Regions from separate parts of the Mus musculus genome. Here regions 2 and 3 are each linked to region 1. Evidence: chromatin loops called from intact Hi-C (ENCODE). Cell type or tissue: heart. All regions are shown on one strand. Links, peaks and the distances in the headings refer to the core of each region. The heading gives the core; the rest is flanking DNA. Region 1 overlaps Vps13d (vacuolar protein sorting 13D). Region 2 holds the start of Gm25938 (a small nuclear RNA gene). Region 3 overlaps Gm42344 (a long non-coding RNA gene).

Region 1 (9,902 bases), core at 4,082-6,581:
GTAAGCTGGCTTCATTTGGCTGCTGGGAACTGAACTAGGTCCTCTAGAAGAACAGTAAGCACTCTGAACTGCTTAGTCATGTTTCTAGCCATGCGGCTTATTTTTATGTGCTTGTTGTTTTGAGACAGTCAGTCTTTGTAGTTCATGCTCAAGTTCATGATCCTTTAGCCTGTTACTGTCTGCTTTTATCCACCATGTTGACTAGAGGGGAAATACATAGACATACCCACAATGCAAGAAAAATATGTTTTGTCTTTATAATCTAGATTTAGAATTGAACTTTAAATCTTCAGCATCGTAAGTAAAATAGGATTAAGCTTTTAGAGTATTTAGTATTATCTAGGGATTTTGCTCAGTGCCACTATATGCAGGTAGCATACATGGGGTACGGGACTCTGTCCTTAGTGCCTCAAAAGGAAAGAAAGTAAAAAAGAGAAGGAGACCACTATTTGGGAGGAAGAACAAGCCCCTGCCATCTTAGTTGAGTGCTTTGCACTTTGGTCAGTTCAGGCTCCAGTTTATTTGGAGTTACACAGCCACCTGAGTGCTCAACAGCCAGGCAGGTGTTCTGTTTGGCTCCTTCCCCATAAGATTCACTTCAGGTTTCATGGGTCATATTTTTCTTGTGAATCCCTCTCAGAAGTTTTTTACAGCCTTGCACAGAGAAACTTAGGCTTTTTGGAAGACCTTGTCTGCCTGTCATTACTCTTCCTCTACTTTCAGTAGCCAGTTGAGTGTGGAAGACAGGTCTTCCTTAGAGCATCCTTCAACTTCAAGTAGAACTGATGGCAGCTTTGACTGTAAATGTGCAAAGTAGCTGTGAGCGTTCTCTCTGGTTTTTCTTCGAAGCCACCGGAAGCCAAAGGGAAGCTTATTGCTTATGGACACCTCCCCTCCCCCCTGCACGGAGTGCATTGCTATTCTAGCCCATGCCCCTCCTTTGTACTCATGGACTGGCAATTAGAAACTCTGCCTCGATTATCTTGCTTCTGAGACTTGCCCTGCTCAGGAGGATGCTGTGCCAGCACTTTCTCAGGAACTGTTTTTATTCCCCAAAGTGTTGCTTTATGTTGAGAGTGTCTTTTTGGCTCAGCTGTACTGCACTCTAGACTCATATAACCTAGATCATAGGTTCTTGAAATGACAGCAATAGTTCTGGAAAGCCTGTGGTCAGCAAATGAACCTGTGACCTTTGGCTTTCTAAGATATTGTCTGCTGGGTGGCTCAGAGTCACAGTTTAACCGATGAAGCTAACCTACCTTTGTATAACCAATGTAACAGCCTACTTTTATATAATAATGCGTCTGCATATTGTATACATTCCTGAGCCCACAAAGAAACTAAGAAAATTTATGTAGGTTTTTGTTTGTGTAGGTTTTTAGGTGAGGTCATACATGTTTGAATCATGATGCCAACAGCTTTTGTTTTCGTTTCTTACTTATGCCTTTGGATCAGAGGTGGAAAAGTATGATGAAAACATCCATGAGAAAACAGCAGAGCAGGGAGGAACTCCAACTCGATACTACTTTGAGAACCTCAAGATCAGCATCCCCCAGATCAAGCTCAGTGTGTTCACCTCCAACAAGCTGCCACTGGACCTTAAGGTGAGCTCACAGCTGGCACACTCTCTGTGGGAGTGTGCGTTGATGGTTCATTCTGTCTGTCTGGAATTAGTACTCACAGCATTTACTTTGTACCTTTCCTTTTATAGGTGTTCATTAATTTGTGAAATACTCTTTTTGTCTAATGTTTAGGCATAACTTTGCTGAAGATCAAGATATTACCAAAAAGGATAAAACTGGATGATGTAACTCTCATTTATTTTTTGGGTTTTTCTAGATTTACCTCAGGGCAGTAGAAACCTTTTTCCTGGGCTTGTTACTTGTCTTAGGAACTGAGGCTAAGGTAGCCTTTCTTTTGACCCACTGCCCAGATCTCTCTTGCTGTCTTCTAAGCATCTGGGGTAAGTGTCACTTAGGAAGGTCTGCCACCTTAGAGGGAGACTCAGCTATAATCTTGCTGGAACATGGCCTTGTACAGCTTCAGGACATAACCCTCCTACTAACCATCTTGATCCACAGGTGACCAGGACAGCCTTAACAACACCTTCACTTTTAGTAACAAGGCATATTTTAAGGAAGGGAGCAGGCTGACATTCAAATCCAAGTCTGTCATGTCTGGGTTCTGTGCTGCATCCTGGCACATAGGTGAGGCTGTCATTAGACTGTGTGTCCTCAATGGTGCCCTTGCTTGATAGGTGGGGAGACAGAAGTTTATGGTCTTGTTTCTTTAGCCTAGTTAGTAGCAAGGTGTTGCTCAAAGCAAGAGCAGGGTCAGATGGATGTTGAAATGTCTAGCCTTACTCAGACTCTAAGTCTGCCTCAGACTGGCAGCCATTGCTTCTGGTTCTCCCTTGTACTGTGCTTGAAGACAGTTGTCCAACCCTCCCTCTTCCCATTGCCTGCTCACTCTCCCCTCCTTCCTTCTCTCAGAAGATCCAGGATACCCACTCTCTCCACAGAGGAACATCTAGATAGCTGAAATGAGTTGTGAGCCTGCAGTGCTGGGCTCTGATGCCCATGCCAATTCTGCTGCAGGGTCAACCTGCAAGTGCAGGGAACCTTTAGTCCAGCACAGCTCCATGAGGAGGGTCAGCACAGCCCCACTGCAGCCCACTGCCAAATCATCAGGTTTATATGGAATCTCCTGGGTTTTAAATGTTGGCCACCAACTCATATTAAAAAAAACAAAAGAAAAACTGACTAAAACCCAGCCTTGTGGGCTTGACAGAACACATGTGTGGGCCTCATGTGCCACAGCCTGCCAACTCCCAGCTTCTAAAATAGACCTATAGGTGATGAGACAGCTGTCTGCTCAGCGTCATCCTCTAGATAATAGGGGTGATGGCTTCAGTGAATGAAGTCAAGGGAGGGCTAGCTGGGACCAGGGGCAGCATCCTGAGAAAAGAGGTACAGTGCCTTTCTCCTCTCACCACTTTGCTGCTCAATCTGCCCTAATGTTGTATTTCCCAGGAGGCTGGAGATGGTTATAATTAGCTTGGGAGTAAGGGGAAAACCATGGGAAAACTACTGTCTTGCTAATATCCACAAGTATCCACTTGACTTATGTGACCTTTGGAATGGATTTGTTTGATAAAGTCTGTTCCCCCAGAACACTTGGCTCTCACCCAGCAAACCAAAGCTAAGCATTTCCTGCAAGTGTAAGACTTCTTGATTTAAAATCATCTTGTTAAAGATCACAGACCCCAGCATTCCTCTCAGCGCTCCCAGCAGAAGTGCCTGGTCCCTAGTCCTATGGGACTGATGCTGTGTGTCCTTTGCTATCCAATGGTACTCCTGGTATCGATGCCATGTGTCCTCTGCAGTCCCGGGTACCTAAGCCATGTGTCCTTCACAGTCCTGTGATACAGATGCCATGTGTCCTCTGCATCTCTTACTGGTGCAGTGTGTGCTCTGCTGGAGTGATTCCAGTCCTTCATGTTGACGGTCTTCCTGGTATTCTACTGAATTTAGAGCACTCTTAAGCAGATGCCATGACATACCTGTGTTTCAGCAGGATGTTGGGATTGGAACTTCAGAGTGGAGCTCTGGGGTTGTGGAAGTCACCATGTTACTATACCTTGAGTATTCCTCCTGGAGTCTGGGACTCCTTAGACAATATCACTTAGTCAGAGTTTTCTAACAGAGTAACAGGCCTTTATTAGGAGCTCTTAGGAAGAGCAATATACTCTTTCTGATGAATATGGAATCACTAAAAACATGTGCTTAGAAACGGAGCCCTCTCCCTGAACAGCAGTCACGGGAGTCTGTGTAAAAGGTAACCCTGTCTTAGTATTGAAGGAACAATTGCCTCCATTCTCTGGATTCCCAGGCAGGAGCGAGGCTGTCAGAAATGTTGGGGGAGGGGGTTCTGCCTATCCAGATTTACACTGAGGTACATTGTTGCCAGATACAGTGTCTGTCTGGTGACTCAAAGGCATCCACACTGTCCAGGTGACTGGAAGCTGTCTCCATCTGCTATCTTCTTTGGATTCGTGACTGACAGAAGAAGGGAAGCTAATATTCCATTTCATAGACACAAGAGCACAGCTGCCCCTCCCTTCTCCTCATGGTCTCTCTGCATAGAGCTTGCATGTTAGAGATGCCATGGCATATTGAAAAGCCAGGTAGCTTTTAATGGGGATTTCCTTGACTCCTTTAAAGATCAAAAGATACCAGGGGGTCTTTAAAAGGTTTCAGAAGGTGGCCTACAGCAGGCCTTTTCCCATTTAGAGCATTGGGGTATAACAAAAGAAGGACCTTAATTGAGCAATCTAGTTTGGAAGAAAACCCACACTTTAATGGTCAGAGAGCAGGGGGTGGGGGTAAGGGGGAGTTTCAAACAAAGACACTATTTAAAAAGCCTAAAACTGTCTTCTCAAAGGCTTGAAATAATTTGTTGGGAAACTTCAGACCCTTTACTTTTTCCCTTCCTCTCTAAATAAAAACCAGATTTGTTAAAAGGAAAAAAGATCCAGTATTGTTAATTGTGTTTCAGAAAGTGCCAGAGAGGGAAGTAGCCCCATAGTTTTAAACACTGTCCCCAAAGGGAAATAGGCACATGCCCTGCTTCACATAAACAGTCTCTATGTGCCATAAATAAACCTTTAGAGAATGAATTCCAGACAGTTTTGTTTAGTGTGGAATAAACTAAGAAAGGAAAGGACACGGCCCAGGGACTAGCTGTGATCTGAGGCCTCGTGGACAGGTATTTCTTCTTTCAACTTGGCGCCGTCTCTGGAAGGCTTCAGCCGTTTTGTCTGGGAAGTGGGAGTAGATACTTCTCTGTTTTATCAGGAACGTATGAGCACAGGTTGCTTTCTCCAGAATCCCCTCTGCAGCAGGAAGATGCTGCCTGAGTAAATCAGGATCAGAGCTGTGACCTACTATATGCAAGCAGTGGCTCAGTTCATTGGGAGGGCGCAATCCTATATGGCTTTCTTTTCCTCTCATGCCTTCTTCCACAGACCAGATCAGCCTGAAGGTGGCAGAGTAATTCATACCAACAGGCTGGCCCTGCGCCTCTGCAGATAAGGGACCCCAGACAGTAAATGACTAGGTGAAGACAGTTTCACTTCAGGACTGGGTACTTCCTTGGTTCCAGGGTAGATGGTGCCTGTTGGGAGGACTTTGCAGCTTGGTAGAGGTCAAAGGTCCCTGCAGCAATACACCAGTCTCTTTTAATGTTTGGTCGCAATGAGGAATTTGTGTTTTAGTGGGTTTTTGTTGTTGTTGTTTTGTTTTAACTTTCTGGCTTAAGCTTTTGTTTAATCATGCTTTCTAAATCTCTTCTTATTGGAGTTGCATTGGTAAGACCATGTCCTTACACTTTCATAGCATGATTGGCCTTTGACTATGAATAAGGAGTTTAAGCTGGCTGTCAGTTTCTCTGTCAGTGAAATGGGGGAAATTAGGCATGCTCTCTGCCGACTTCATGCCTACTCACTCTTTAGTGGGGAGCACGGCTGAACAAATGCAGAATGACTTTGAGAAGAAATAGTGGAGCCCTCTGGCTTGGGCGCTTTCTACCAAATAGGTAGTTGCTGTTGTGAAAACAGCACATTCAAGTCTAGGATTCGCTCATGGCTAGTCATGTGACTTTAGCTGTGCACTTAACATATCTTTAGTCTGGCTGGCTTTAAATTTAGTCTATCTCTCAGTTCAAAACACTTCCATCAAAGACAAGACTTTTATAAAGATTTTATACAATGGGAAGAGATTAAAAAAAACCAATAACCTGATAGAAATCTGGCCATCATCGGTGTTTAAAACCCCCTAGTGTTGAATTTAGCAATCTTCCTGTCTCAGTTTCTCAAGCACTAGAATTGCAGGGGTGTGCCACCACACTGGTAATTCAATGATGGTCTCAGCTCCTAAAATTCTTCCTTCTGATATCATCAGTGACATTCCAAGTACCAAACCAGTGCTCTCTCCCTGTCTTCGGCTCATCTGGTCTGGTCGGTATTTATTTGATTGTTTGTGCCATGTATCTTCTGTTTGGTATTTATTTAACTGTGTGTCTTCCTGTGTCTCTTCCTCTACTGTTGCTTTGTGTGTGTGTGTGTGTGTGTGTGTGTGTGGTTTTGCTTCTGTGAACTGTCTGATCCTAGCACTTGATCAGGTTTCTATCAGGTTATTGGTCTTTTATATCTTCACTACAAACTCTTTCTAAGTTTTGTCTTTGATGGAAGTAACAGTGTTTTTCAGGGTTTAATTTGCCTTTTTATTTGGCTGTGTGTGTGTCCTGTGTGTGTGTGTCCTGTGTGTGTGTGTCCTGTGTGTGTGTGTCCTGTGTGTGTGTGTCCTGTGTGTGTGTGTCCTGTGTGTGTGTGTCCTGTCTGTGTGTGTCCTGTCTGTGTGTGTCCTGTGTGTGTGTGTCCTGTGTGTGTGTGTCCTGTGTGTGTGTGTCCTGTGTGTGTGTGTCCTGTGTGTGTGTGTCCTGTGTGTGTGTGTCCTGTGTGTGTGTGTCCTGTGTGTGTGTGTCCTGTGTGTGTGTGTCCTGTGTGTGTGTGTCCTGTGTGTGTGTGTCCTGTGTGTGTGTGTCCTGTGTGTGTGTGTCCTGTGTGTGTGTGTCCTGTGTGTGTGTTTTTGGGACAGCCTTGGGTGTTGTTCCTCAAGAGCTGTTAACCTCATATTTTGAGATAAAGTCTCAGTGACCTGGGCCTTGCCAGTTAGGATAGATTGGCTGGCCAACAAGTCCTAGCTATGCCTCTCTATGCCCCCCATGTGCTGGAATCACATGCGCAAACCATTGTGCCTGTGTTTGAGGGGTGATGGGGGTATACCAAACATGATGGGAACCCCATCACCTTTCAAAGCCCTTGCTTCTACTTCTTGTTGATGAGACATTGTAGACATAACTTCTCTTATATTTCTAAAAGAACTCTCACAACAAACTTCCTGTTGTCTCTCACAGGTCAGATGGGTGGGACTAGCTTCAGTATAACCTTCCTAGTGAGCCCATATCTTTAATAGATAATTTCAGCATTTCCACATGGTGAAGGCATCAGAAAATACAGTGTAGAGGCCTGAAGGTCTCTCGATTCTCAGGCTCACTGATTGCATAGCCTTACCTTTGAAGCAAATGACAGTTATTAAAGATTCTGGTGAAGGGAAAATAGACTTTCGACAAGAACACCAAAATATATCCATGGCAGATGCAAAGAACTGTGGCCATTTTAACTTACCATAACTACCTAGGGACACACTGAATGTGTACAAGGTATTCACATAGAAAAAAAAAAACATTGCTGGTGTCGTTAAAGGCCTGGATAGATTAGGGCAGAGCCCAAGATTTATAGTAGAGAGTACCCAAGATAGTCCTTAAAGCCAGAGTACTCACAATTCGTTACAGGACCACATCAGTTAAAATGGGAGCACTGTGGTGAGCAGAACAAAAACAAAAAAAGTGGAAACAGTCATGTGATTATAGTAGAAAGAGGCCCTGTGCTTAGTGCTTAGTGCATTAGTGCAGAGATCGCAGGTTACATAAGAACCAAGCGTGCAGTGTCATGGTGTGAGTGTGAAGTAAAACAGACATCAGGCTTTGTGACCTTAGTAACGAGGACACAGAGAGCCTCTGACCAGAAGAGAAAAGATTGAAGAGAAAGCTCTTCTTCAAAGTAAGCTTGTCTCATGATTGAAAGGCACCATGTAACGAATAGTAAGACCAGATACAGGGGGAGAGAAGGTTTCTGCAATATGTTTATGCATGTACAAAAGTCCTCCAGAAAAACACAAACACAGATAACTCCCTGTAGACATGAGTAAAGATCTGAATAAGCACATTATAGAAACAGTGTCCAGGAGCTAGAATGGTTATAAAATGTGCACAGCCTTATTATCATTCATGAACCGGGGTATCAGCACATACCGTAAGATCTAGGGGTATATCTCAGGGGCAGAGTGACTGATTGCCTAGTGAGCATAAGGTCCTGGGTTCAGTTCCAGCAGCACACATACACAAAAACTAATCAACAAAACCCCAGGAAAGTTATTTCTTCCCGTTATTGATGTGAACATAGAACAGGGGGCTTTACTAGACTACTGAAAAAGGTTCGAGCTTTCCTGGCTCCTCTGTGAAACTTTTTGGCAGTATATACTCAGGTTGAACCTGCTCATTCTTTATTAGCCAGCAGCTCCACTCCTCCTAGACATGCACCAAACAAAACAAAAACAACACATGGAGAGCCACCCAAAGGACTTGGGGATGCTTCAGCTACTTCATTCATAGTAGTAAAACATTCTCAGTGGCCAGTGTGGCAGTACACACCTTTGACCCTAACACTCTAGAAGCAGAGACAGGAGGATCTCTGTGAGTCTAGAGCCAGCTTGGTGTACAAAAAAGTTCCAGGTCAGCCAGGGCTACGTAGAGAACCCTGTCTGTCTCAAAACAACACCTAACTTTCCACCAACACTAATGGTTAAATGGGTATTACTTGTATGATGTAATATGTAAAAATGAAAATTAATAGGATATACTATATACAACAGCATACAATGCAAATCAGGACAACATAATCTGTAGAGAAAAGAAATAGTTTGTACAGGGGGCAGGCTATTTTTAAGGCAGAAAAGACAATTTACTTTCTGACCTTGGGGCTGCTGCAATGATTTAGTAGTTAAAGCTCTTACCATTGTGAGCAAGAGGACTGGAGTCAGGATCCCAGAACACCACGTAAAATCTGAGGGGGCATGCTGCCCTGTCTACAATTCCAGTCGAGAAGAGATGCCTGGAGCAAGCTTGCTAGTAAGACTGGCTGTCTGGGAGTTCTGAGTTTGATGAGAATACTCTGCCTCAAAGAACAAGATGGAAGTCAGTCAAGGAAGACTCATATCAGCTTTGTATTTCAACACATACACACGTCCACATGATTATGCTCAATCCCCACACACACACATACACATACACACCACACATACAGGAACATGCAAGTGACAATAAGAGGGAGAAGAAAACAAATTGAGTGTTGTTTGTTAGGGCTGCGCTGTCCCTGTGCAGTGTACATTAGTCAGAAAGGAGGGCATGTCAAATACAGGTTCAAACAGACCAGAAGGAATTCTACTATGAGCCTGGCAGTGTTTGCTATTGTAATGCTGAGATATGCATGACTTTGGGTAATAGAAATTTATATATTTTTTGTCATATTTTACTTTTGTAATTATAGGGGAAATCCTTATATCTAGGTGGTAATTCTTAGTTCATAGTCTTTCATGGATTCTAGAATTATGTAGTTCCCTTTCTTCCCCATCTAAGGCTCTGAAAAGCACCCTAGGATTCCCACTGATTCGGTTTGAAGATGCTGTGATCAATCTGGATCCCTTCACTCGGGTGCATCCCTATGAGACCAAGGAGTTCATCATCAATGACATCCTCAAGCACTTCCAGGAGGTTTGTGAGCAGACGGGAGGGGTGTGAGCAGACGGGACGGGTGTGAGCAGATGAGAGGGGTGGGAAAGGGCCAGGTGGGGACAGTCAGGGCCAAGCAGCTTCCTCTTAGGTATTGGGGATCTGTCACTTAGATGTCACTACTGTGTCACGTCTCGAGAGTCAGCGCTCTCTCTCTCTCTCTCTCTCTCTCTCTCTCTCTCTCTCTCTCTCACACACACACACACACACACACACACACACACACACACACACACTCACACACAAGATACCTTAAGAATCCCAAGACTGACTTAAGAACTGTTTGTCTTGTTCCTCAGAGCCAGTCCCGGGGACTCCCCTAGGTTAGGCACAGCTCGTTGTGGTTTAGTTGATGCTTCAGTGACAGCACAGAGTCCTGTGAACTCTTTATGTTCTAGGCATGGCCTGCTTTCAACAACCACACCACTGTTTAA
Region 2 (9,902 bases), core at 2,668-5,167, 280 kb after region 1:
CAGTATGTAACATCCCTCCATGGCCTCTGCATCAGCTCCTGCTTCCTGACTTGCTTGAGTTCCAGTCCCGAGTTCCTTTGGTGATGAACAGCAATGTGCAAGTGTAAGCTGAATAAATCTTTTCCTCCTCAACTTGCTTCTTGGTCATGATGGTTGTGCAGAAATAGAAACCCTGACTAAGACAGGGTTTCTGATAGTGTTTTGGATCCTAGGATGGTGTCCAGATTTGCCACAGCCAACTGGATGGGATCATAAGAAGACAAGCAGACATGTAAATGACATGTCAGTCATTTGGATGAATGGTGGTGCCATATTTCTCTTCTGTGAAACAGAAGCAATGTAAATGGAGTAGCTAACACAGAACATGTTCAATATGCCATAAACTGCATAGCTCAGGGTATTTGACATATTTGAGTTCTTGGCTTATGGAACCACAGGGATGCTATGGAGTCTTTGGGATATCATCCCTTCTTCTCTTTGCCTGAGAAAATCTCTAACCATGCTCTCTGGATGCAAGGGAGGATTAGGGTTTTTATGGTGCTATACCTATATCAAATTTTTTGTTTGTTATTGATGAGATGCCACCTACCCTTCCCTTCCATAGTAAAACTCTTTCATATGCTACAAATGTCAGTCATATTAAATGACTTTCTATATGAGCCTCTCCAAATCTTTGTGTCCTTTCTAGTGACCTACTTCTACTCACCAGCTTGCATTTCCTAAAGACTCTACATCCACAAAATTGGGCCAAAGTCTGGGCAAGAATCATTCAAATCACGAGTCTGTGTTGGATATTCTGCATTTAAACCACAGCATTCTTGGTCACACAATGCAAAAATATTTATTAATGTAACTTTGAGAGTCCTCAAAATTCTTAAGTCCTTAAAGTATTCAAAAGTCTCTGACTTCAGACTTTACTGAGATTCAAGGCAATCTCTTAGACATGAGTCACTATAAAATAAAGAAAAACTGTTTTATCTTTTCAATAGATGATGGTGTGTAGTGATCGATCACATTCTAATATTTGGTAGTACAGATAGTTAGGGTATAGTGGACCAAAGTAAAGCTGAAACTCTTCAAGGTTTCAGTATGAAACCCTACACTTCCTGGTCTGTTGTTGGAGCACATTATGCCCTAATGTGAGCCTCAATTGACTTGGAGAGCCCTGCTTCCACAATACTGACAATTGTAATCCGTCTCTTGAGATGGCCAGTCTTAGTCCTCACCTCTCTTTGGTAGATGTTTAAAGTTTCTGTCATTGCCAATATTCTGGGCTTTTCATTACAACTTAGTCTTTACTCTAAATGTCCATTGAAAAACTGTGTAGATGCTGTCACTCTGCCACACACTGTCTGACCTCCGAGGTTTTTCTACAGACACTTCATGTACGCCTCCAATGACTTATAAATACTTCATTCTTCCTGAATCTTATAAACAGCACCATGTAGATGCTGTCAGCTCAAGAAGTAGTTGTGCCTCCTGAAATCAAAACTGAAGCAGCTTGGATGTGTCTGGGAAGTTGAGCAAAGAATAGTACTTCTCTAATAGTTTCAAGCCATTCACACATTTGTTCATCTGTTGTAAACGATAGGCTTAACAATATGCTTTCAGATCCTGGATCCTTTAGTGGTAGGATTCTTGCTGTTAGCACATTTTTTTTTTTATTGTTCCAGGGTAGAACATATAGATTCTCTTTCATGGTACTCATCTCCTTAATAATGAAAGATTCTTTGTCAATATTTGGGTTGTTTGTTATAAAAAACCTTTTCTTTGTCAAAATGTATGTTTTTCAAGTCACTTTACTTTCAGTCTTCACTGCAAACCTGGCTAAAAGCTATGAGCAATTTCTCTGTTAACAGCCTGAGTCACTCTGTTAATACTCTGCTGCTCTGCATTAGCATAGGCTTTGCATGCTGCACCGCTTGATGACTTTCACCAGATTGGATTGGTGAAGAAATGAACAGACACACAGACACAGAAAAGCTGCAGGTGAGTGGTCTCAGCTTTCTGATGGAGAAGCTATAGCACTCCAGAAGCTAGCATGTTTATTATATATAGTCGATCAGAGGTATAGGCTATTGCATGTAACCCGACAAGGATTCAGGTTTAGCTAATGTAGATAGAAGCAATCTCTGCAGTGGAACAGTCAGACTTTAGGCAAGAGTATCTAAAGAGGAAAGCTATGGTAGGTAGTTTCTGCACATATTATCAACATTTACATTTGGACTAGAGGAATGCTTTGTCATCCCAATGAGACTCACCAAGGAGGAAGAGCTTTGCCACTTTCATGGTTTGGGGCATTGGTCCTTGACATGGCCAAGCCCATTCACTCAGAGCTTCACTCATTCCATATAATCTACCAAAGTAACCAAGTCATTGCTTTTAAATTCTGTCTCACTCAGATTTTTTTCTTAGGATCTTATCAGAATGTAGAATTTTTTTTTGCAAGATTCTAATGTACATGGCCTCTGGTCCACTTCCCAATCATACCCTGTTCTCACTTGAAGCCCCATTGTCACGCTCCTGTTGATATTTGGGGTAGTATATCACCCATTATGTGAATAGTTGTTCGGCAGTTAGTGGGGCTATTTAGGGAGTTTACAAGGGGGTGTTGCAGCCTCACAGGAATGAATTACATCACTAGGGGTAGACCTTGACATTTTCAAGTGTAATCACACCATTTATAGTCTTCCTTCATTTTCTTCCCTCCAACCCCTCTCATTCAGCTCCTTGCATGTCCCTCCTCCTAATATGACTTGAATTATTGGCCTCATTTTCTATGAGCATCCTTGTTACGTTTCATGTATCTATACCTGCTGAGTTAGTTTACTGTTGCTTGTATATACATGATTTCAGGACTGACCACTGGTAGAGTACAAATAATTAGGGCCTTGTTCCTAAACTAGACTATCTCTCTCTCTCTCTCTCTCTCTCTCTCTCTCTCTCTCTCTCTCTCTCTCTCTCTCTCTCTCTCTCTCTCTCTCTCTCTCTCTCTCTCTCTCTCTCTCTCTCTCTCTCTCTCTCTCTCTCTCTCTCTCTCTTACTAGTCCTTACTTGTCTGTAGTTCTTTGTCTAGGGGATGAGTCCCCCTAAAGTATCTTCCTCTATTAGCCAGCTTCTTGGTGCTGTCATTATACAGGTGTTGCTCAGGAAAAGATTTGTCTTATTTGTAATTATGTGTGTGAATGAGTGTCTAAGTAGGGATCTGTGCCTGTGAGTGCAGGTGCCTGTAGAGGTATAGGATCCCTTAGAGCTGTGTTTATAGGCATTGTGAGCCAGTTGACATAGGTACTAACAACTGAACATGGGTCCTATCCAAGAGAAACATCTGTTCTTTACCCCATATCTTCTTTCCAGCCCTGAGAAGTAAAAATACCCAAATGGTAGTGGGCACTTCATAAAAGGACCTGATACTGAATCACACTTGAATGTATGTGTTTCTAGTGTTTTCAGGAGAACCCAAGATGTGGCAAGAAAATTCATAGCTAAAACATGCATCTATTTCTCTGAAGACAGGCTTCAGTGTCCCTGTCATATATTCATCTTTCCTACACTCTCCGTGGCTTTCTCGTTCTCTGTAGAATGATGCCACCTTGTGGCCTGTGTCTCTTGTGCTAACAGCATCACTGTACTTCTTTCAGTAGAGCAGCTCAGCTTCTGTTGAATTTTGTTAGATTTCTCTGGCTTCTGGAATTCATTTTTACAAATAAACTGGCTTACAAATTACCTAAGAGGGAAGACATCATGACCATGAGTAAAGTGCCCTACCCAGGGTGAGGCTTATCCACTGCACTCTGGGTATGCACACCCCTGGTATTTCCCTAAAAGTGGGAAACTATACTGTATAATTTTGTTAATGGAGAAATGAATTCCCACTTTCTCCTTAGTAAAACTAAAACAAATGCATTGGCTTAAAACAACACATGATTTCCCTTGCGTTCAGGATTTGAGGATGGAGTTAAATGGCTGGTTTTCTTCTAAAGACTCATGTGGAGAATTCGATGTCTTGTGTATAGTTAGTTCTTTTGTATAGATAAAAGCAACAGAAATAAGAGCCTGACAGAAAAACTATCTAGTCCCATTTATCCTTGGTGGCTTATAGCAGTTTTCTGTTTTTTTTAAAGAGATATATGCAGTGAAGGGACTATGTCTGTAGAGTTTGCTCTTGACTGGGTTGACTGGGGAAGTACTGCAAAGTTGGTCAGCCAACTAATTCGTGAACATGGAATGTCTTTCTTCTTGTAGTACCTTCTTATACTCCACCTGTCTTTTTTCTTTGCTCTATCACTATTAAGCATAGCCTCTTTCGTGGATTTTAGGAGGGCCAACACCCTGAGAGAGGCAGCCTGTCCCAAGCACATTTAAATAATATATTTAAACATATATTATTTTTATCGTATATTATATACTAACCACAGTTTACCCCCCTTCCTCTCCTCCACATGCCTTCCCTCCCCTGCCCCTCCACCAGATCTACTCTTCCTATGTTTCCCTTCAGAAAAAGAGAGGACTTCCAGGGATACCACCTAAACATGGCATATCAAGTTACAACAAGACTAGGCACATCCCTTCATGGTTAGGCTGGATGAGGCAATCCACTAGGAGGAAAATGGTCCCAGAAACAGGTAAAAGAGTGCAAGGGGCCAGACAGTGGTGGCACATGCCTTTAATCCCAGCACTTGGGATGCAGAGGCAGGCAGATTTCTGAATTTGAGGCCATCTAGGTCTACAGAGTGAGTTTCAGGACAGCCAGGGCTATACAGGGAAACCTTGTCTAAAAAAACCAAAAAAAAAAAAGCCCCAAAACAACCAAAACCAAAAAAACCTCAAACCCCCAAATCAAACCAAACCAACCAACCAACCAACCAAACATACAAACAAAAAACCAAAAAGAGTGCAAGGAACCATCCCTGGCTGAGGGCAAGGGTTGGAACCAATAGATTCAAGAGAAGCTAAAGAAGACTCAGACACAGGACACCATTCAGCTTTGTTCCATGTGAGACAGGACAGAAAGGAAGCACATTTATATATGGCTTGACTTATTCTGACAACCTGTGTCTCTTATAGGCTTTATTTATATATAAAGTTATTTTCTCAGAAACTTTATTTATTGACTGCACAGCTTTTCAAAATACACTTTATGTCTTCCTTGATTACAAAAGAATATTGAAAGAGCATTTCATGTAAGCATTTCTCTTTGAGTCCTGAGCATCTCTCACCTCCCAGGTCTCTGGTGCATTCTGGAGGGTTCCCCCAACCTTCTATATCCTGAGGTTGCCTCTTTCCAGCAGCTGAAAGAATCAGATGCAGATATTTGCACCCAACCAATAGACAGAAGCAGTTGACCCGTTGTTGAATTAGGGAAAGCTGAAAGAAGCTGAGGAGAAGAGTGATCCTACACTAGGACCAGCAGTCTCAATTAATGCTTTCTTTCTGCTGGCCTTCAGGGCTTCAGTCATTTTCCCTCACCAAATACCAGATCAGGTTCCACCCTCACTTCCTCCCACTCTCTTTCCCTCTCAGGCCCCTCCCTCCCTTCCTTCTTGTGATTGCTTTCTTCTGTCTCTCAAGTGGTCTGAGGCATCCTTACTGGGCACTTCAGCTTGTTTAGCTTTTTGAGTTCTGTGGACTGTATCTTGGGTATTCTGTACTTTTTCTTTTTGGTTAATATCCACTTATTGCCTGACAGTAGGGAGAAGGAAATTATAGAGCCCACCTCCAACAGGAAGACAGGACATCAAGTGAGGGATGGGGTTGCCATCCTACTGTCACAATTTTGACCCGTAATTGTTCCTGTCTGAGAGAATTACAGGGATGGAAGTGGCCAGTGACAGGCCCAAAGTGGGATCCAGCTCAAGGGGGAGGTCCCAAGGCCTGACACTATTACTGAGGCTATTGAATGCTCACAAAAAGGGACCTCTCATGACTGTCCTTGAAAGACCCAACAAGCAGCTGAAAGAATCAGATGCAGATATTTGCACCCCACAAATGGACAGAAGCAGTTGGCCCCTGTTGTTGAATTAGGGAAAGCTGAAAGAAGCTGAAGAGAAGGGTGATCCTACACTAGAACCAGGAGTCTCAATTAATCTGGACTCCCGTGATCTCTCAAACATTGGACCATCAAACAGGCAGCATATACCAGCTGATATGAGGCCCCCCAACCTACATACAGGAGAGGACTTCCGAGTCGGTATTCATTCAGAGATGATGCACTTAAGTGGGTGGTGAAGAGGTATGTGATGTGGAACAGTCAGAGGGTGAGTGGGTGGGGAGTAAGATATAGAGTGTAAAAAATAAATTAACTAATAAAAAAAGAATATTGAAAGAGGCGCAAAACAAGCAAACAGCAATTTTATAAGAGCTGAAAAATTGACATTATGATAAAATCAATGTTCTTTTAACTCAGTATCGTCTTCTTTTTTTAAAAATATTTTTATTACACATTTTCCTAAATTACATTTCCAATGCTATCGAAAAAGTCCCCCATACCCTCCCCCCCCCACTTCCCTACCCACCCATTCCCGTTTTTTTTGGCCCTGGCGTTCCCCTGTACTTGGGCATATACAGTTTGCATGTCCAATGGGCCTCTCTTTCCAGTGATGGCCGACTAGGCCATCTTTTGATACATATGCAGCTAGAGTCAAAAGCTCCGGGGTACTGGTTAGTTCATAATGTTGTTCCACCTATAGGGTTGCAGATCTCTTTAGCTCCTTGGATACTTTCTCTAGCTCCTCCATTGGGGGCCCTGTGATCCATCCAAAAGCTGACTGTGAGCATCCACTTCTGTGTTTGCTAGGCTCCGGCATAGCCTCACAAGAAACAGCTACATCTGGGTCCTTTCAGCAAAATCTTGCTAGTGTATGCAATGGTGTCAGCTTTTGGAAGCTGATTATGGGGTGGATCCCTGGATATGGCAGTCTCAGGATGGTCCATCCTTTCGTCTCAGCTCCAAACTTTGTCTCTGTAACTCCTTCCATGGGTATTTTGTTCCCAATTCTAAGGAAGGGAATAGTGTCCACACTTCAGTCTTCATTCTTCTTGAGTTTCATGTGTTTAGCAAATTGTATCTTATATCTTGGGTATCCTAGGTTTTGGGCTAATATCCACTTATCAGTGAGTACATATTGTGTGAGTTAATTTGTGAATTTGTTACCTCACTCAGGATGATGCCCTCCAGGTCCATCCATTTGGCTAGGAATTTCATAAATTCATTCTTTTTAATAGCTGAGTAGTACTCCATTGTGTAAATGTACCATATTTTCTGTATCCATTCCTCTGTTGAGGGGCATCTGGGTTCTTTCCAGCTTCTGGCTATTATAAATAAGGCTGCTATGAACATAGTGGAGCATGTGTCCTTCTTACCAGTGGGGACATCTTCTGGATATATGCCCAGGAGAGGTATTACTGGATCCTCCGGTAGTACTATGTCCAATTTTCTGAGGAACCACCAGACTGATTTCCAGAGTGGTTGTACAAGCCTGCAATCCCACCAACAATGGAGGAGTGTTCCTCTTTCTCCACATCCTCGCCAGCATCTGCTGTCACCTGAATTTTTGTTCTTAGCCATTCTGAGTGGTGTGAGGTGGAATCTCAGGGTTGTTTTGATTTGCATTTCCCTGATGATTAAGAATGTTGAACATTTTTTCAGGTGCTTCTCTGCCATTCAGTATTGCTCAGGTGAGAATTCTTTGTTCAGTTCTGAGCCCCATTTTTTAAGGCGTTATTTGATTTTCTGAAGTCCACCTTCTTGAGTTCTTTATATATGTTGGATATTAGTCCCCTATCTGATTTAGGATAGGTAAAGATCCTTTCCCAATCTGTTGGTGGTCTTTTTGTCTTATTGATGGTGTCTTTTGCCTTGCAGAAGCTTTGGAGTTTCATGAGGTCCCATTTGTCAATTCTCGATCTTACAGTACAGCCATTGCTGTTCTATTCAGGAATTTTTTCCCCTGTGCCCATATCTTCAAGGCTTTTTTCCACTTTCTCCTCTATAAGTTTCAGTGTCTCTGGTTTTATGTGAAGTTCCTTGATCCACTTAGATTTGACCTTAGTACAAGGAGAGAGGAATGGGTCGATTCGCATTCTTCTACATGATAACAACCAGTTGTGCCAGCACCATTTGTTGAAAATGCTGTCTTTCTTCCACTGGATGGTTTTAGCTCCCTTGTCAAAGATCAAGTGACCATAGGTGTGTGGGTTCATTTCTGGGTCTTCAATTCTATTCCATTGGTCTACTTGTCTGTCAGTATACCAGTACCATGCAGTTTTTATCACAATTGCTCTGTAGTAAAGCTTTAGGTCAGGCATGGTGATTCCACCAGAGGTTCTTTTATCCTTGAGAAGACTTTTTGCTATCCTAGGTTTTTTGTTATTCCAGATGAATTTGCAGATTGCTCTTTCTAATTCGTTGAAGAATTCAGTTGGAATTTTGATGAGGATTGCATTGAATCTGTAGATTGCTTTTGGCCAGATAGCCATTTTTACAATGTTGATCCTGCCTATCCATGAGCATGGGAGACCTTTCCATCTTCTGAGATCTTTAATTTCTTTCTTCAGAGACTTGAAGTTTTTATCATACAGATCTTTCACTTCCTTAGTTAGTGTCACACCAAGATATTTTATATTATTTGTGACTATTGAGAAGGGTGTTGTTTCCCTAATTTCTTTCTCAGCCTATTTATTCTTTGTGTAGAGAAAGGCCATTGACTTGTTTGAGTTAATTTTATATCCAGCTACTTCACCGAAGCTGTTTATCAGGTTTAGGAGTTCTCTGGTGGAATTTTTAGGGTCACTTATATATACTATCATATCATCTGCAAAAAGTGATATTTTGACTTCCTCTTTTCCAATTTGTATCCCATTGATCTCCTTTTGTTGTGGAATTGCTCTGGCTAATACTTCAAGTACTATGTTGAAGAGGTAGGGAGAAAGTGGGCAGCCTTGTCTAGTCCCCGATTTTAGTAGGATTGCTTCCAGCTTCTCTCCATTTACTTTGATGTTGGCTACTGGTTTGCTGTAGATTGCTTTTATTATGTTTAGGTATGGGCCTTGAATTACTGATCTTTCCAAGACTTTTATCATTTGTCAAATGCTTTTTCTGCATCTAACGAGATGATCATGTGGTTTTTGTCTTTGAGTTTGTTTATATAATGGATTACATTGATGGATTTTCATATATTAAACCATCCCTGCATCCCTGGAATAAAACCTACTTGGTCAGGATGGATGATTGCTTTAATGTGTTCTTGGATTCGGTTAGCGAGAATTTTATTGAGTATTTTTGCATCGATATTCATAAGAGATTTTGGTCTGAAGTTCTCTATCTTTGTTTGATCTTTCTGTGGTTTAGGTATCAGAGTAATTGTGGCTTCATAAAATGCGTTGGGTAGAGTACCTTCTTCTTCTATTTTGTGAAATAGTTTGTGCAAAACTGGAATTAGATCTTCTTTGAAGGTCTGATACAACTCTGCACTAAACCCGTCTGGTCCTGGGCTTTTTTTTGGCTGGGAGACTATTAATAACTGCTTCTATTTCTTTAGGGGATATGGGGCTGTTTATATCGTTAACTTGATCCTGATTTAACTTTGGTACCTGGTATCTGTCCAGAAATTTGTCCATTTCGTCCAGGTTTTCCAGTTTTGTTGAGTATAGCCTTTTGTAGAAGGATCTGATGGTGTTTTGGATTTCTTCAGGATCTGTTGTTATGTTTCCCTTTTCATTTCTGATTTTGTTAATTAGGATTTTGTCCCTGTGCCCTCTAGTGAGTCTAGCTAAGGGTTTATCTATCTTGTTGATTTTCTCAAAGAACCAACTCCTCGTTTGGTTAATTCTTTGAATAGTTCTTGTTTCCACTTGGTTGATTTCACCCCTGAGTTTGATTATTTCCTGCCGTCTACTCCTCT
Region 3 (9,902 bases), core at 3,788-6,287, 99 kb after region 1:
AGCTGCAGTGACTCACCTTGCTCGGGCCTGATTTTGCAACATGCTCAGAGTCATAAAAGAGGAATTGCTCTATCTCTACACATTGGCAGTTTCATAAATGCTTCTAATTACTTTCCATAGAGATTAAAGTTTTATATGGCTGCCAGAAATGAAGGGCAGTGTGCTTCCTCACACCTTTATCATGGTTATATAATAATCTTTTTTTTTCTTTGCCAATTGGAGAGAAATGAGAATGTAAGTGACGTTTACTATGGCTGTAATGTGGGCTTTTTTCCCCCAAGTGTTCATGTGCTGGAGCCGTTACCTTCAAAGTGATGGTGATAAGAGGTGGGACATGTAAGAAGCAAGACCTAGTGACAGGTCCTTAGGTTGAGGTATGCCCCAGGAGGGATTAACATAGTTCTAGTTGCCATCACTGACTTAGGTATTGTAAGTGGAAGTTGTAGTTGTGGCCAGGTGTGGTAATACAAAACTACAATTCTAGCACTAGGAGAGCTGAGGCAGGAGGATCACAGATTTGAAGGCAGACTGGGTGTTCCATGCTGTTTGATGGGGACACGTGAACAAATGTCTGTTTTCCCCAGATAGAGTACACAAGAGCAGACCAAAAAAACAATTCCACCCCAGTCTAGCTTAGTGCAGTAGTGAGTTTACTGGGATGATTTACAGGCATACGTATGAGGGTCACTTACAGAAGCATGGATGACTGAAAAGCAGCTGCATCACCAAAAAGCCCATCCCAGAATGAATGACAACTCTTATTGGCTGCATTAAGACTGGAAAACTAGAGGATAGCTCACCCAAATGAAGAGTCTCTTCTCCAGAGCAATTGTTACTATTTATATACCCTTGCGTAGAAGAGGGGAGGGGGCTTGTCATACTTATAATTTCAGGATCTTCCTAGGACTTGTGAGTTATATTTACTTCCTAAACCTTAATAAGCCTCCTAACCAAAAGAGAATGTTTCCATTAGGTGGAAATAGCTACACAACATTTCACCTATTCCTCTGACTCTCATAATCTTTATACTCCTTTCATAATGCTTCTTGAGCCTCACAGAGGGGAATTAGGGATGTTTGATTCTTTCCTTCCTTCAGTTGCTAAGCCATGGGCCACTACACTACAGCAGTAGTCACCCAGTTTCTTGACCAGGGCAGTTTGAATGAGAAATGTCTCGGGTAGGCTCATGTACATGAACAATTGGTCACAGTTGGTAAAGTAATGGAACCTTGAGGTGGTAGAGCCCCAAGTACCCAGATTTGGTCAGTTTTTCTATAATAATGATAGCCCTTGGGGCTGGTACATAGCTCAGGTCTAGGTGTCTTCTTCAGTGACATGCTGCGTTAGGTTTTGAAGCAAGGTCTTTTGCCAAACTTGGAGCTTGATGGTTTGTCTATACTGGCTAACCAGCAAGCCCAGCCCCAGAGGACCTCGTGCCTCTACTTGACCAGCACTAAAATTGCAAATTCTCTGCCATGTTCAGCTGTTTGATAGACAGAGTGTGAGGATCAGAGCCCAGCTCTTCATTTTTGTGATGGACATTTAAATAGCCGAGCCAGACCCTCGGGTCTGTCTGGGTGAATTTTAAGAATGCTTACTTTATCCCTGATTTTTAGCAGTTTTCTATACTGGCCTAGGTGTGGTATTCTGGCAATTATCCTAGCTGGGATGTACTGAGCTCTTGAGTCTGTGGGTTGATATCTTTCATCCATTTGAGGAAATGGCCTTTATCACTTCCAGTGTTTTCTTTAACCCATTTCCTATCCTCTGTAACTTCAAATAAAGCATCTCCAGAGACAGCAAGATGACTCTCACGTAGAGGCACTTACCACCAAGCCTAGTGACCTGCATAGTAAGAGCTGAAATTCAATCCCACAAATTGTCCTCTGACCTCCACACATGTGTGGTATAGCCATGAAATTTTGGAAAGTAGAAAAAAATGTTTTTATTTAACAACATTTATTTCCTATTTTGTGGTATTTTAAAAATGTTATTGCTTATTTCATTACTGTTGTTTTTCTGACAGGGTAGCCTTGAACTCACAGAGATCTGCCTGTCTCTAGCTCCCCAAGTGCTGGGATATGTGTCAGCACATTTGAGTATTGTTATGATTACGATTATTTTATTTATTTACAATCCAGCCAGTTGCCCTCCTGGTCTCCTCCCTCACAGTTCCCCATCCCATTCCTTCTCTCCTCTGTCTCTGAGAGGATGCTCCGCCACACCCAGGTCTCCCCCCTCCCTGGGGCCTCAAGTCTCTCGAGGATTAGATGCATCTTCTTCCATTGAATAGAATACTTTTGTTCATTCTTTGACTATCTATCTATCTATCTATCTATCTATCTATCTATCTATCTATCTATCTATCTATCTATCTATCTATCTATCTAACATGTCTCCATTGCCCCTTCATGTCCTCTGGTTTCCTTTGTTAATAACCTACTACCTCCAGTTGGCGCTGTTGGTTAGAATGTCACCTGATTGTACTGACTTGATCTTGTGACAGAAACCACAGCTACATGTTCATGAGAGCCATGCCCATGTCCTGAAGACTGCCTTCCACAACACTCCTCCTCACCCTCCAGTTCTGACACTCTTTCAGCCCCTCTTCCAGAATAGTAGTGCCTGAGCTTTGGGTAGGAATTAGTACAGATGACATCTTTAGGTCTGACTACTCAACAGATAAATATTCTCAGCACAGTTGTGAATCTCTGCATTAACTGCTAACTGCAACAGAGAGGAGCTTTCCTGGCCAAAGTTGAAGGCAGTACTAATCTCTGAATGTGAGCATAACTGTTTCGTAGGTGGTTTAACAACATGTCCAAAACAACAACAACAACAACAACAACAACAACAGCAACAACAACAACACAGCAGTAGAGGGTTTCTCCCAGAGCTGGTGACCTCCTAGGCCATTGGCTTTTGACCAGGTTAATGGTATGAGACATGAATTTCTTCCTGTGGAATAGGCCTCAGATGAATCTAAAAGCCCATAACCTTGATGCCATTACTATAGCCCTGGGCACATCTATCCTGGCAGGTCAGTCTAGCAGCCTCACTAGCTAGCCAGCAGGAAGAAACTTTTTTTAAATTAATTTATTTACATCAAACATTGTACCTCCTCCTGATCCTCCCTCACAGAGACCCTCCCCACATGATGACTGTGGTACCTGTTCCCTAACAGGGTTCCCGTGTCTGGCCTCAGTGAGAGACGATGCGCCTACCCTGGCAGGGAGAAACTTTTAAAGTCAATTCCAGTTTGATTTCCCTATGACCTGCAAAGTATGTGGTGTCTTCAGCAATAGGGTTTTTTGCTGTCTAACTGTGGAGGACAACCAGGAGCTCTGACAACAGCTTCTGTTATGAGTGTTTCTCGGTCTCCTTGACCAATGACTCCTAAAGGGATATCCCACACCTAGTACTGATATTTTCATTTAAGAACTTATGTCTTCTTTGGGAATCATTGTTCCTCTATGTAGGAACTTTATGTTGCACCTCCAACTACTTTTAAATTATATTTTTAATTAGTTTACAAAGTATGGATTCCTATAGAGGGTTTTCATATATTTTTACTTTTGATTAACCTACCCTCACCTTCTTCTCCCCCATACACCCCTTGTCCCTGGTTAAACCATTAACTCTCAGTATTCCACCCTTCACCCCATAGCCCTGCCATCTTCATATTATATGTGTTCTATTATTCCCTTTTCCCTTAAGTCCTCTTTCCCTCTCAAGAGTCCTTTTTTGCTTCCTGGGCTTAGAGCTACTCCACATTTACACACAAATCTCAAATTTTGAACTAGGATCTACATCTGAGTGGGAATCTGTGACATTTGTCTTTCTGGACCCGGGGTGCCTCACCTTTGATCTGTTTTCCAAAGATTTCATTTTTCCTCATAGATAAATAAAAGCCCATTGTGTTTATTTTGGTTTCCCACTCATTGGCTCATGGATATCTACGTTGATTCCATTCCCTAGCTATTGCAAGCAGAGCGGTAATGAGCCTGATGAGTAAGTTTCTCCCTCGGAAGACTGGAGCGTTTGGGATACATGCCCAGGAGTATCACGCCTGGGTCATATGGAAGTTCTATTTTTAGCTTTTTGAGACACATCCAGATTGGTTTCCATAGTGGTTGCCCCAGCATTTGTTGTTATTTGTTTTCTTGATGATAGGCGTTCTGACTGGGGTGAGATGGAATCTCAGTGTGGTTTCAGTTTGATTTCTCTGATGGCCAACGATGTTGAACACTTTTAAAAATGATTTTTAACCAGCTATATTTTTGGTGTTGTTCAACTCCATGGCCCATTTTTATCATTTTGCTTTGCTTTGTTTTCTTGCTGTTTATTTTCTTACATTCTTGGTATGACTTAGAGACTGATGCTTGGCCAGATTTGTAGTCGGCAAGTATTTTCTCCCATTCTATAGGGTGCTTCTTCATTTGACTGACAACTCTTTTTGTATGTATGCTTAGGACTCATCTGATTTTCTTCACTTTTACACAGATCAGGGACCAAACCTAGGGAGTTGTGCCACTCACAATAGGCTGGTTCTTCTGATATCAATTAATGTAATTAAGACAACCCCCCCCACCACAGAATACTCACAGGCCAACCTGTTCTAGACAGTCCTATACTGAGACTCTCCTTAGGTAATTCTAGGTTGTATCCAGTTGAAAATGAGAACTATCCATCTTGACAAGCAAATGCTCTCACCTCTCCCAGTGCCCTCTGACCTTCTGTCACTGTCTCCCATTGGTGGAGGTTAACAGGAAGTCAGGGTCAGGTGCCCAACTGATACAAGGTGTGGAAGCCAGTCACATTTATCACATGAGACAGATCATGGAGATCAGCTAGGCCCATGGATAGAGCAGGTTTGCTCAGAAGGCAAATGGACCACGTCCCAAACCTCCTTGTCCCCCACCACAGACCATTCTCCATGGAGCAGCCTGAGGATACCATGTGCTTTCAATGGGAAGGCAGGACAAAGCAGAGCCACAAGGTGGCCAGAACCTGGACTTATGCCACTCTAACTAGAGGAAGGCTGCCAGCTAAGCAGGAGAAGAGAAGTTGCAAACCACATTTATGTTGCAAACCACATTTATGTTGGATTTACTACATATGTAGGTTTTTACATAGCAACCCGACTCTGCATACCCACAGAACAGGGCAGCACGGTTTCTTCTCTACAGCATTGTTGGGAGACTTAAATCAGGTAGAACTTGCTTCAAACGATGCTTTCAAGCATCACGAATTCCCAAGCAATGGCAGCAATTATTATTATTGCTTAGTATGTGAAAGGAATTCAAAATCATAACATCTTTTCTTTTCTTTTCATGTGTATGTGTGGCTTGCATGCACAGGTGTACACGTGTGGGTGTACATGGTGTGTGTGTGTGGAGGTGCATGTGTGTGCACCCACATGGAGAGGTTTAAGGTTAACATTGGGAATCTCCCTAGATTGCTTTAGGAGAACAGACAAACTGTGAGGAATATATACAGAAGGTCAGCGTCCCCACCTCCAGCCCCATCCCAGAGGCTTCTGACAGTGTGGTCTCTAGGGGTGGAGCTTATGCCAGACTTCCCACAAGAATTCACAGTGTGGCATTCGGACCCCAAGAAGGCCTTTAGGGACACTGCATCCAGGCCAGCACCTGAGTCTATCCTGTAAGACAGAATAGAGGTAATCCTGCTTTCAATAGGCTCAGCCTCTTCTGCTTTTGTGTACTGGCTTTTCTGGTTATCCCGGGGACAGGACTCAGGTCAGAGAGAGGCTTCTCGAGAATGTGGAGAGGAGAGGTAGGCCCAGCCTCTCCAGTACAGTAGTGAACCCAGCCTTCCCAGTGCCACTACAAAATCACCAGGTATGTGCCTGAGCCCAGTGGCCACTGCCCACCCCTGGGTGGCTCCCTACCCACAAGGCCATGGCTTCTCCATCAGCTATCAGAAGGAGCAGGAGGTGCTTTGAGATTCAGAAGAGGTAATCAGACGGCCTGTATTGCCAGTGTGGCTATCAAGTAGCAGCAGATACCTAGCCATAAGCCTATGACCAGGCCAGGGCAGGGTGTTCCCTGCTTTGAAGGATTGTCCCCCAAGCCCCACCCCCATGCAGAACAGACCATTCTCAACTTTGCAGTGTTGCAACCAGATGCAAGCTGCTGGCCTGGCTGGCCCAGTGGAATGTACTGCTGGCTCTCTCTCTCTCTCTCTCTCTCTCTCTCTCTCTCTCTCTCTCTCTCTCTCTCTCTCTCTCTCAGGGAGTCTGGATCCTGCCCCTTGGGGAGAGGCTGAGCTCACCAGCTTTCTCCATTCCTCTTCTTGATTGGCACTTTAATGAGGGCAGAAGGGGCTGACCCCCTGCCAAGGGGCCAGTTCATGCCCCGTTTATCTCACAGCCCGAGTCAGACTAAAACAACACTGCAGGCCTAGCCGCCAGGAGCCTGGGGGCCTGCCGCCCCCACCCTGGGTGATGGATTGAGTGACCACAGTGAGCTGGCAGCTGAAGTGTGTGGTGGCCGCACCTTCCTGTCAGTGTGCAACAAAGGAGCCTGGCCCCACCGGCTGGCTGGCCAAACCGCTCTCCTCCTTGGGGCAGCTCCAGGGGCTTGGCCTTCCTCCCTGCTTCCTGAATACCAGTGCCAAACTTCTAGAGACAGGTCTAGGGACTAGCCTGATATACTCTGGAACCATTCTGGGGTCCTGGGGGGGCAATGCCTGGAATGAGGCCTTCTGAGGTTTCAAGCCTGGCTGACCAGAAAGTACATTTTTTTGGGTTCCAAGTGTCAGGGTCCAAGATGGACTTTTCTCAGCGGATTCCCCATCTCATGCACATCTGACCAGCTCTGAGCCCACTCATGGGGGAGTCCAGCCAGGCCATCTGTTTGCTGTGCAGCTGTGAGTGAATTTATCAACCTTGCTGAACCTTTGAGTCTTTTTCCCTAAAAGGCTTATATTTGTCTCCCTCATTGGGTTTTTATGAGAATGAAGATTAGGCAAAGCCAGCACTTCTATAAGCCAGGTCTCAGGGGCTCAGTTTACCTGATTGTTAAGAACTACCTCTCAAGTATACACACACACACACACACACACACACACACACACACACACACACACACACACACACACACAAAGTGCTATGGCACAAATGTGGAGCTCAGAGAACAACTTACAGAGGTCACTTCTCTCTATCTACAACATGGGTTCCAGGGGATCAAACTTGGGTCGTCAGGGTTGGCAGTAGACACTGTCACTTCCTGAGCCATCTTGCTGGCTCCTTTGATTGACTTTCTGAGGAGGTACCAGGGACAAACCCAACATCTCAATCAGGAGTTGTCTCACTCTCTCCACCGGCATTCTATCCTATGGCTTCCGGATGAAGCTCACTTTATACATTAGCCTCAAGGCTAATTTAATTTACCCAGTGTAGTGCAGAGTAGAGACAACAATTCTAACAAGACGTGGCTCTGAAGACCACAAAGCTATTCCCAAGACCCTGGGTAACAGACTGGAATTTCCCACTGGGAAAAAGTGGACAACCCCAGAGGCCCCCACAGTCAAGGAGCTGGAGCAAGGTTTGTGACATTCTTCTGGGCCACCTGGGTGAGTCAAGATGCCAGCCTTTCTCATGGCTCTGCTGATGGCATCAAGTGAACTTGAACTCTAAGCTATTCCCCAGACCCCACAGAAAGCAGGAGCCACAGAGGGAAACACCCCACCCCACCCTGCCTTCAGCAAAGGGGCATTGCCGTTGTAAATCCTCTGCCTCAAGGCTCCCTGGGGCTTTGCACCAAGAATAGACAGTCTCAAAAGTCCCAGCTGTTTGGTTCCTTGGAACTTCATCTATAAACCCAGGCCTCCCTGGAGAGGGGAGGGAACCATTCTCCACTTGGAGGAGATATCACCTCTCTGTGAACTCCCAAAGGGCAGGAGGCCAAGTCCCAGCCAAGGTCAGAGGAAGTGACACGACCATAATAGGACTTCATGTGGACCTTCTGGTTCTTCTTGCAGGCCCTCCAAATCAGGGCTCTGTCCTTCAGCAATAATACCCTCCACACTGGACAAAAGGTGACATTCTTGAACAAGGCAAGGTAGATGGGGCCTTGGAAGGTGGGTTGAACCTCAAACTCTTAGCCAACAGACATAAATAGACTTTGGACCTTTAGTTAGGCCCATGAGGCCGAGTGCCCAGGCTCAAGTCTGTGGAGCGGCCTTAAAACTTTCCCAGAGTCGTTTCTTCCTGTCTGTCAGCCCCAACTCAGCCTCCAGCACCCTTTTGCAGTGGTATCGTCAGTAAAGCTTTCCCTCACTGATCCTGCTCTCAGAGGGACCCCTCACCCCACTAGACAGAATAAACTATGTTCTATTCTGGGTCAGGCTCTGCTGAACTCCACAAGCCAGTCCAAAAAGATGCCACATGTTAATGTCAGGCTGTAATAAGCCAGGCAGGCAGAGCTGTCTCTGCTTGCCTGGGGTCCAAACAGTCAGCCAGGCATGTATCTGACGCTTGCTATTGCTATGTCCTTACAGAATGTCACCCCTGCTGTATGAACACACTCCACCAGCCTGTGTCCAGGGACTGGTATGTTTTATTCACCACTATAGCCCCCAAACCTAATAGACTTTTGTTGGATATTTGATCAATGGATAGATGTGTGCACCTCTGTGTGTGTGTTTGTGTATGTGTGTGTGTGTGTGTGTGTGTGTGTGTGTGTGTGTGTGTGTGTGTGAGAGAGAGAGACAATGAGAGAGAGAGAGAGAGAGAGAGAGAGAGAGAGAGAGAGAGAGAGAGAGAGAGAGAGAGAGATTAACTAAACATACTCGGGCAACTCTGGGGGTAGGTGGGGAACAGACATCAAAGGATATGCGTTCCAAAGTTGTATACAAATGCTACAGAACAAGATACAAGAGAATAATGGCAACAATGTATAAAGACCTATGTGGAAGAGGAGGCTGGAAAGATTGTAAGGAGGGAGAGGGGATGAATGACAAAGGACTGACATAGATTGTGGCAGCAAGTGCACAGCCTACATCCATTCAAACCAAACATGGCACTAGCACAGAAAGGGAGAAGGGGACAGGAGCTCCCATGAACCAAGAAGTTATCTCCAACTGACAACTGCTCACTAAGGAAAAAAGTTTTCTCACTGGGTACACAAACCACACTTATGGTAGCCCTACAGCCAGCAATAGACAACCAACAAAAAACAAAGTCAGTGATTTTTTTTTGTCACTTGTTTTGTTTTGTTTTGTTTTGTTTTGTTTTGTTTTGTTTTGTTTTGTTTTGTTTTGTTTTGTTGAGACAGGGTTTCTCTGTGTAGACCTGACTGTGCTGAAACTTGCTCTGTAGACTATGCCTGCCTAAGAACTCATAGATCTGCCTGACTTTGCCTAGAGATTGCTAGGATTAGAATTAAGGGCATGTGCCATCACCCTGGCTGAGCCTTTTTTTGTTGTTTTTTTTCTTATTGTTCCTTTGCTTGTATAGTACCATTTTCAATTTTGTGTATCTCTAGGTGTGTGTTTCTTGTGTGTTTTTATCTTTGTTTAATTTTTTTGTTTTCTTTTTTAAAAAAAAGAGAGAGAGAGAGGCATGGAGTCGGGTAGATCAGGAGGAACAGTATGTGGGAGCAGTTGAGGGAGGGGAACCTGTGATCAAAATATGTTCTGTTGAAAAAATTTCTCTGTGTGTGTGTATGTATGTGTGTGTGTGTGTGTGTGTGTGTGTTTGTGAGTTTGTGTGTGTCCAGTATGGTATTACTATATTGCTAGTTGCATATAAAACAAAACACATCATGGTAGACTGAGCATGTGACTTCATTTGTAGATCACTTGCCTTGCAAGAGGACCTAAGTTTAAGCCTTAGGACCTATGTAAAAAAGTCAGGCAAGGGGGTGCACACTTATAAT

Evidence for each region. Peaks named below come from ENCODE experiments on the same cell type or tissue, not always from the same donor. Only the 100,000 strongest peaks of a DNase experiment are listed, where the experiment ranks them.
Region 2: a loop joins it to region 1, with 4 times the contacts of the local background. A loop is called at or near these places in 6 of 42 quality-filtered maps.
Region 3: it touches region 1 in a loop (2.0-fold over the local background); 2 of 42 quality-filtered maps call a loop at or near these places.

The regions. Positions count from the first base shown.
Region 1 is chr4:145,045,819-145,055,720 of GRCm38, reverse strand. Vps13d (vacuolar protein sorting 13D) reads left to right here. Exons shown (of 70, transcript NM_001276465.1): 63 at 1,456-1,604; 64 at 9,316-9,450. Among named protein-coding and RNA genes, the nearest start is that of Gm36317, 87 kb to the right of the region's middle. In heart, for the core only: a CTCF peak has its summit at 5,040 (motif pointing right); no DNase peak of the experiment used is centred there; H3K27ac peaks cover 307 bases.
Region 2 is chr4:144,759,610-144,769,511 of GRCm38, reverse strand. It overlaps Gm25938 (a small nuclear RNA gene), which reads left to right and starts at 3,720; the gene lies at 3,720-3,885. In heart, for the core only: a CTCF peak has its summit at 3,607 (motif pointing left); no DNase peak of the experiment used is centred there.
Region 3 is chr4:144,946,193-144,956,094 of GRCm38, reverse strand. It overlaps Gm42344 (a long non-coding RNA gene), which reads left to right. Exons shown (of 3, transcript XR_881562.2): 1 at 1-8,575. It also overlaps a transcript of Vps13d not described here. Among named protein-coding and RNA genes, the nearest start is that of Gm42344, 5.7 kb to the left of the region's middle. In heart, for the core only: a CTCF peak has its summit at 4,990; DNase peaks (open chromatin) are centred at 4,074 and 6,084; H3K27ac peaks cover 772 bases.